Linked DNA regions of Homo sapiens: region 2 is linked to region 1. The links are chromatin contacts, found by Hi-C or POLR2A ChIA-PET in ENCODE. All regions are on one chromosome and are shown on one strand. Each heading gives the region's core, a stretch centred on a gene start or an enhancer-like site at or near the end of the contact. The rest is flanking DNA. Distances are from core to core; before and after follow the strand shown.

Region 1 (4,266 bases), core at 605-3,104:
TAAGGGCTATTTACAGAATTGTGAGCTGAGTTAGGAGAACCAGAAATGGATGATGAAGCACCATCAGGGACTTCTAACAGCAGGAAGTTGTCACCAACCCTGGAACACAAGGGGCAGTGGGAGGAAAAGGACCCTTGGAGTCCAGTGAAAGCTGGAGCCATGGAGGTGAGGTCACCCAGTGAGTGATGTAGACATGGGGAGCCACAAACCCTTTCAGATATATAATACAGAAGCAGAGAGGGAGTAGAGGCATTGATACCCAAGCTCTCTCTCTTGCCACCCTCAGTCTTCTGCTGGTGTTTATCATTGGTCAAACCCAACTGAAAGCCGGGGTAAGGGAACATGAGTTTCATAGTCTGTGTGCATCACAAAGAGGGCAGAGCAAGGTAGAGAATTAACCTTCGAGATGGAATTGGAGTTAGAATAACCAGCATCCTTGATTCAAGGTGGTAAAAGGGAAGACAATGCTACCTGCCTATTTGTTAAGGAGACTGAGTTGACAGGAACAAAGTTTATCGGGTGATATTCCCATGCAGAATCAACATAGAAGCTCCTCATTCTTTGGCAAGAAATGTTCCCTCCAATTGTATATATTTGACATTGGTCGGAGTGATGGATGGAGAGAAAAAAATAAAGGATACTAGGTCCTTGGTGTGTTGTTTCACGTGAAGACCACAAAGATTTTCTAGCGGAGAGATGTATTCTTATGGTAACCAGTTTCTAATAGTCCTATCCTTGTGTAGTTCCCTCCCACATTATACCAGGGTTGGTCTCACCAATGGCATACAGCGGAAGTGATGGTGTTTCACCTCTGAGATTAGATAACAAAAGAAATTGCAGGTATATTATCTCTCCCCCATCCCCCCCTTTCCTGCTCTCCTTTTTTCTTCCTCCCTTCTCCCTCCTCCCTGCTCTCTTCTCTCCTCTCTGTCTTTCAACTGATCATGGTGGGGGGCGGGGTGGGGGGCAGGTGGGGGGAGCTATTTTGGGAGCAGCCCTGAAGAGAGACCTACATAGTGAGAATCTGAGACTTCCTGCCAACAGCCACATGAATAAGCATTGAAATGAATTTCCCCCAGTCAAGCCTTCAAATGAGACGACAGCCCATCTGACTACTTGACTGCCATGTCATGAGAGACTCTGAAGCAGAACCATGCAGTTAAGCTGCTTCCAGATTCTTGACGTTCAGAAACTGCGAGCTAACTTTGAGGTTAAATGCATTTGCTCCTTTTCAGTAATGATTTGTAACATGCATTTATTTTGTGCTTATTTTAATCTTTCACAAAGCCTGGGATTCACACTCTCTTAACTGTGTAACAAAGTCCTTGTCTAGCCTCTGAGACTCAGTTTCTTCAATTTTCAGTGAAGATCACAATAATCCTATCAAAAGGGTTGTCCTGAGGATCAAATTGTTGTCCAAAATACTTATAGTATTCTAATTCCCTTAGGACAGTGCCTAAAACAGAGTAACTACTTAACAAACTTAGTTGTTATCATTAAAGAGGGAGAAAAATGGGTTTCAAATACTATTTATAATTAAGATCATGGCACCAATGAAACCTGAGATTACAGTTCACCATTATTGCATGGTCTATTTCAGCTCTGTTATTTCTCTTGCCTCGAAGACAGTTCTGTTCTCTCACAATTGCTGCAATGCACAGTTTCCCAAAACAACATGCAGTTCTGCCAACCTCAGAGGCCTGGAGCTTTGAAACATCCCCCTCCTGACCATGGAGAATTGGCTGTCTCCACTCGCGCCTCCTTGGCAGAAGGGGAATCCCTGATTTTCTGGACATGCTTTGTCACTCCCTGGGTGTGAGCCAGATCTTGCTCATGATTTCCATTCTCTAATGACTCGGGGATGAGCATGTGACTGAGTCATAGGGAGCCGGTGGGGTGTGGGTGGCTGTATGGTGTTTATACTGAAATCACAGGGGGTTGGGGCTTCATAGAAAATAGCAACAATGAGTAGATGACCGGTTCAGATGTGAGTTCAGCAAACCACCAAGGCACATGTATACCTATGTAACAAACCTGCATGTTCTGCACGTGTATCCCAGAACTTAAAGTATAATTTGAAAAAAGAAAAAAAAAAAAGAAAATAGCAACAATGAATAAGGAGTCAGAGCAGCTCACCCAAGCTCTGTCATGTTTCACACTTAACCTGGGAAAATTCACCAACTTTCCTTGTTGCTAAAAACTGCCAAGTTTTTCAATCAGTAAGCGCATCTTCTTTCTCTCTAAGAATGATGTCAAGAGCACTATTAGTAGCTTTTGTCTTGAAGCTTGAGCTGGCCTTCATGACAATCTTCCCACTTTGGCAAGAGAGTACATCCATTTTAGTTTTCAACTCTCCCTTACTCCCCAGAAGCAGGTAAAAAGGAAAAGCAGCAGTGAAAATAGTAGCTGTCATTCTGTGTCAATTACCCTCCTAGGCATAGAAATCTCTGACTGGAAAAGAATGGAAGAAAATTGCCAAGTGGACAGAAGGTTGAATCCCAGTATTTTCTCTCCAAAGCAATTCACCTTTCAGACTACACATATTCAAAGAAGCATATGGGCCGGGTATGGTGGCACATGCCTGTAATACCAGCACTTCGGGAGGCCGAAGTGGGGGTATCACATGGGGTCAGGGGTTTGAGACCAGCCTGGCCGACATGGTGAAACCCCATCTTTACTAAAAATACAAAAATTATCCAGGTGTGGTGGCATACACCTGTAATGTCAGCTATTCTGGAGGCTGAGGCAGGAGAATCACTTGAACCGAGGAGGCAGAGGTTACAGTGAGCCAAGGTTGTACCACTGCACTCCAACCTGGACGATAGAGTGAGTGAGACCCTGTCTTAAAACAAACAAACAAAAGCATATGTACAAGCACATATTTAGAGTCATGCTGTTTACAATAGTGAAAAATAGGAAGCTACAAAAATGACCATCTATTCGTGACTAATTCAACTCATTCATATACTTTCAAAAGTGGTATACTCTATAACCATTAGCAAGAATATGCTATATTTATTTGTATTATATACCCAAATTATAAATCATTCTACTATAAAGACACATGCACACATATGTTTATTGAGCCACTGTTCACAATAGCAAAGACTTGGAATCAACCCAAATGCCTATTAATGATAGACTGGATAAAGAAAATGTGGCACATATACACCGTGGAATATTATGCAGCCATAACAAAGAATGGGTTCATGTCCTTTGCAGGGAAGCCATCGTTCTCAGCAAACTAATACAGGAACAAGAAAGCAAACACTGCATGTTCTCACTCATAAGTGGGAGTTAAACAATGAGAACACCTGGACACAGGGAAGGGAACATCACACACGGGGGCCTGTCAGGGGTTGGGGGGCAAGGGGAGGGAGAGCATTAGGACAAATACCTAATGCATGCGGGACTTAAAAACCTAGATGACGGGTTGATAGGTGCAGCAAACCACCATGGCACGTGTATACCTATGTAACAAACTTGCATGTTCTGCACATGTATCCCAGAACTTAAAGTAAAATTAAAAAAAGATAAATAAATAAAAAACAAACAAAATCACACAAAGGAATGTATAAAATATCTATAAGTGAGCCACGTCACAGTATAATAGGAATAGTGTAGTTCCATTTCTGTTTTGAATTATCCTCTGAGTGTGTATCTGCATATATTTATTCGAATAAAAAATGTAGGTGTCTGGAACGTTACACACTAAACTATTAACAGTAATTGGGGGTGGCCTGGTTTTGGGAAGGATCAGAAGAAAAACAGCTTTTACTCTCTAAAAATCTCTAAAATTCTACACTGTTTGAAATTCTAACAACAAACATATTTGTGGATGACTTTTAATTACTTTTTATTAACCAGCTTAAAAACGGAGAGGTATAAGACATGGTACCCTGGGTTTCTTCTAGTTTCTCTGCAACAAACTAGTTATGAACAACTAGCTAGTTTTGGAGAGAGGCCCAAAGTATAGGAGAAGGGGAAAAAATGAAGGGATGTGGGAGAAAGAAAAGAAGGAAACTGGACAGTGGGAAGAGAAAATAACTACACGAGTATAGTCCAACAGGAACTATGGAAGAATTCTAAAACTCTAGACTCACCTGGAAGTTTGCTGAAAGACAAAGTTGGGGCCCTAGCCCTGGAGATCTTGAGTCAGTCGGTCTAGAGAGGACAAGGGAAACTGCATTTTAATGCTTCTCCCAGGTGTCTCTCATTAGAAACCATAAACAATGGGGTTAAGGCCCAGCTCCGCAACCACTGCCT
Region 2 (4,266 bases), core at 696-3,195, 34 kb before region 1:
TGCTTACAGGGTGATTTATAGCAAGGCTCAGGCTTGGGGAAAAGGTTTCTAGAGGAAGGTCCCCCCACACTCGTTTGTAATTTAGGGGCATTTCTTGAATTCCCCGGCCCATTGGTTCCTGGCAGAAAATGATGGGGATAGATGCTCCCCAACATATGTGTCCCTGTGAAGAGAGATGGATGGTCACGGGAAGTGGCTGTTCCCCATAAATCACAGCATTTAGAATACACTGTCTCTTCTTATGAGATATGAGAGAGGGAAGAGAGAGGGTGGACTCACGTGCAGGACACTGCACAGGAAGCGGTGGGTTAGGGGGCAGAGGGGAGAACTGGGGCTGCCTGTGATATGGCAGCTTAAAGATTAAGGCTTCGTCCCGGCAATGGCGTAACATCACCAGGCCACATGGTGGATCTCTCCCTGCATTTTCGGAGTCTTTTCTGACTACCTGGCATTGGGATGCTTTGTCTCTTTCCTGGGCTCACTCCCTTCCCATCTTTAGTTTCCCTCTCTGATCTGTATAGGGGAAAGGCGTGTATAGACCTGGGTTTAAATCCCAGCTCTGTCTCTTACCAGCTGTGTGAACTTGGGCGTGTTATGTAAGGTCCCGGATCTAGAAAATGGAAGTACTAAGCCGACCTCATAGGGTTCTTGTAGGGGATTCAATGAGGTGTTAAATGAAATTAAGTGCTTTTTACAGGACACTTAGTTGACTCTCAATTCATAGTCATTACTACTTTTATTTTATTTTTAATTAATTATTATTATTTTTCTCAAATGGGGTCTTACTCTGTTGCACAGGCTGGAGTGCAGTGGTGCCATCATGGCTCACAGCAGCTTTGAACTCCTGGGCTCCAGTGATCCTCCCACCTCAGCCTCTGGAGTAGCTGGGACTACAGGCATGTGCCACCATGCCTGGCAAATTTTATAAAAAATATTTTTGTAGAGACAGGGTTTCGCTGTGTTGCCCAGGCTGGTCTCAAACTCCTGGGCTCAAGCAATCTGCCCACCTCAGCCTCCCAAAGTGCTGGGATTACAGGGGTAAGCCATTGCACCTGTGCATATTAATGACTATTCTTTATACCTTCCTGTATGCCCATGGTTCTTAACAGGGGTTGACTTTGTCCCCAGGAGATTCTTGAAAATGTCTGGAGACATTTCTGTTTGTCATGCCACATTTGGGGGAGGGTCTGCTACCGGCATCTAGTGCGGGGAGAGCAGGGATGCTGCCAAATGTCCTACCACATGCAGGACAGGCCCCCACGGCCAAAAACTGCCCAGCTAAAATGTCAATAGTGCAGATATTGAGAAATCCTGCTTTAGGCCGGACATTCGGTATTTTCTGTCTTTGGTATTCCCATATTGTTTCATCCTTCCCTTTTGGCTTTATATCATCCTGGATGATGAAGTTATTAATAGTTGTCACATTTCCAACATTATTATTAGACATCACAGATTGGGTCTAAATTCTGGCTTTGCCACTTACTGGCTGTGTATCCTTGGATGAGTTACTTAGGCTCACTGAGCCCCAGTGTCCTCACCTCTAATGTTGGAAGTCGACTATGAAGATGAAATATGATCCTGCACAGGAATGACGGCCCGGAGCACTGCTCAAGAAAACATTGTGCATCGTCAGTGTCCTCAACAACCTTGAGAAGCATGAGACCTGCTGGAATATCGAAGTGCATGGCTGGCTCATTCCTGTGTCCTAAAGTTCTTCCTCTCTTGCCTCTCCCATGACTTTCTCCTAGTCCCATCTTTTTCCTTTAGTTTCTTTTCCCCCTCCCTTTCATTTCTTCTCTTTTTTCTGGCTTACCCTCAGGCAGGAACAGAGGGGGCCCAAACCCTCTCTACTGTGGTTACACATGCACAATTTCAAAGCCTGCTTCTGAAGACAATGTGGCCTGTTTAAAGGCGAATGACTCACTTGTCTGGTTTCTCTTTCACTCCCTGGCTCTGGCTGTTAAAGTTTGGTTCCTGTAGGAGGAAGGGGCGAACTTTGAACGTTCCTCAGGGCCTTCTTATCATGTCACCCACAGCCCCGGCTTTCCTCCCTTGGTGGTGAGAGTTGGGATCAGAAACTCTTGGGCAGGCTGCCTTCCTCTCTCCTCATCTGAGCCCCATTCGCCCTGATCTCCCTGCTGACAAGAGCTGACATCCACGTGCAGCTGGGATTCCCTGTACATCTGAGCACCACCTGCCCGGAAACCCCCCAGGACCCAAACAGAGAGGAAGGCCTCTGTCCTTGGCTACACCCCTGCCTCTTCTTCTTCCCAGGAAGAACCTCACCTCTCAGGGGCTCTGCTTAACCAAGATCCACTTAAAGTAAGAAGAGAGCCCCATTCAACACCGATGAAGTGTATTCAATATGCCAGACACATTGCTAAGTGTTTTACATGCATTATCTCATTCAATCCTCACACCAACCCAGGGGGGTGGTCATTTTGTCATCCATATGTTAAAGAGGATGAAACTGAAGCTCATAGAGACGTAGTCACTTGCCCAAAGGCACACATTTACCAAGCGGAGAGCTAGAATTTGGACCCATGTTCCTCGGATGTCAGAGCTAAGTTGACTAACTTGTCCAAGTTTGCCTGGGACTTTCCCAGGTTTACCACTAAAAGTCTCAGGTCTTGGGAAACCCCTTAGGCTCCTAAAAACCAGGTTGTCCTATAATCAGAAGGAGAGAATGCAATGAGACCAACCCTGGTACTACAAATTCCAAGCATTTTTAAATAATAATATTCCCTCCATTCCTCTCCCTCCTTCCTTCCTCCCTCCCTTCCTCCCTCTCTTCCTTCCTTCTTCCCTCTCACTTCTCCCTTCCTCCCTCCCTTCTTTCCTTCTATTCTTCCTCCCTCCCTCCCTTCCTTCCTTCCTTCCTTCCTTCCTTCCTTCCTTCCCTCCCTCCCTCCTTCCTTCCTTCCCCATGTGCTCTACTGCCAGAGAAGAGATTGGGCCAGCAGTGACTTTTGTGTGAGAATCAAGAACTACTTAAAATTGACAATGCCTGGGTTTGGAGAAAGCCCCTTTCTGGTGCCAAGGTTATGCACAAAAGAAGTGTTGCTCCTCTGCGGGCTTAGGATCTTCCCAGGATGTTCCTCAGCCCTTCCCTGACATCCTTTCTACTTGTGGTCATGTTTTCCTGGGTCAGCTTCTGTTTTCTGAAACACCACTTGGCAGTGGGAGCTGTGGGCTTAGTTGATGGGATCCAGTCACACAATATGTAGAACCAAGCCTGGTACTCAAGGCTCTTTGGGATCTCTTCCAACCTTACCAATCTGTGGGAGAGTCTGACCAGCGTGTCTCCAAAGCCATATTCTCTTCCTCCTGGCCACCCACCTAGACTGCACTTCCCAGTCCCCCTGCAGGGAGGTGTGGTCATGCGCCTGAGTTCTGACCCTAGAATGAATATAGGTGGAAGTGGCATTTACCATATGGTTCACGCATAAACATTGTCCATATGGAGTCCACCATGCTTTCATGCTTTTTTTTTCTTCTTCTGTGTGACTTTAGGCAATGCGAAATCCACAGGACAGAAGAAACCTGGTTCTGGAATCCCCTCTTGGAAGTGAGCTGCCTGCTGATTAATAATACTTGTTGTTTTGGATTTTATGTAAGCTCAAAATATACTTTATGGGTGTGACCCAATGAGATTTGAGGATTTGTTTATTACAGAAACTAGCATTGCCCTAACTAATATATATCCAGTCACATTTCTTTCCACTCTAATACACAAAAATCTCTATGCTGCTCAGAAGAGTTTCCATCTCCCCCACTACTGCTTATATGTCTTCTGCCTAGAATATCTTCAATTGCTTTCTTCCTATTTTAAACTATTCATCTTTAAGGCCCAAGCTAAGTGCCATCTCTTTGTTTGTATATTTGTTTTATTATTATTATTATTATTTTTTGGAGACAAGAGTCTCGCTCTGTTGCCCAGGCTGGGGTGCAGTGATGAATCTCAGCTCACTGCAACTTCTGCCTCCCGGGTTCAAGTGGTTCTCCTGCCTCAGCCTCCCGAGTAGCTGGGACTACAGGCACGTGCCATCACACCTGGCTAATTTGTTGTACTTTTAGTAGAAATGGGGTTTCACCATGTTAGCCAGGAAGGCCTTGATCTCCTGACCTCGTGATCTGCCCACCTTGGCCTCCCAAAGTGCTGAGATTACAGGCCTGAGCCACCGCGCCCAGCCTATTTTTAATTTTTGAGTCTTGTTCTGTTGTCCAGGCTGGAGTGCAGTGGCACAATCACAACTCACTGCAGCC

Evidence for each region. Hi-C counts contacts between places; a loop is a spot of excess contacts on that map. ChIA-PET counts read pairs that join two places held with the same protein, here RNA polymerase II (POLR2A). Pooled maps may share reads with other maps.
Region 2: a loop to region 1 is called in a pooled map, with 2.6 times the contacts of the local background. The contact joins two enhancer-like sites. A Hi-C loop is called at or near these places in 2 of 168 maps with a recorded cell type or tissue (MCF 10A and mammary epithelial cell), 3 of 37 single-sample maps with no recorded cell type and 6 of 50 pooled maps. POLR2A ChIA-PET finds 5 or more read pairs at or near these places in 4 of 52 experiments (BJ, IMR-90, MCF 10A and 1 more).

The regions. Positions count from the first base shown.
Region 1 is chr12:115,339,184-115,343,449 of GRCh38, reverse strand. All of the region lies in intron 2 of LOC124903082 (a long non-coding RNA gene), which reads left to right. Among named protein-coding and RNA genes, the nearest start is that of LINC02463, 540 kb to the left of the region's middle. RefSeq lists an enhancer at 1,382-2,581. Within about 2 kb of position 1,854, at least 8 of the 41 ENCODE cell types and tissues checked have a DNase peak (open chromatin) inside an H3K27ac peak, as active enhancers do; they include PC-3, where a contact is called at or near this core.
Region 2 is chr12:115,373,135-115,377,400 of GRCh38, reverse strand. It overlaps LOC105370003 (a long non-coding RNA gene), which reads left to right. Exons shown (of 4, transcript XR_945389.3): 4 at 3,514-3,890. Among named protein-coding and RNA genes, the nearest start is that of LINC02463, 510 kb to the left of the region's middle. RefSeq lists enhancers at 1,998-2,087, 1,639-2,139, 2,158-2,377, 2,588-2,697. Within about 2 kb of position 1,945, at least 3 of the 41 ENCODE cell types and tissues checked have a DNase peak (open chromatin) inside an H3K27ac peak, as active enhancers do; they include PC-3, where a contact is called at or near this core.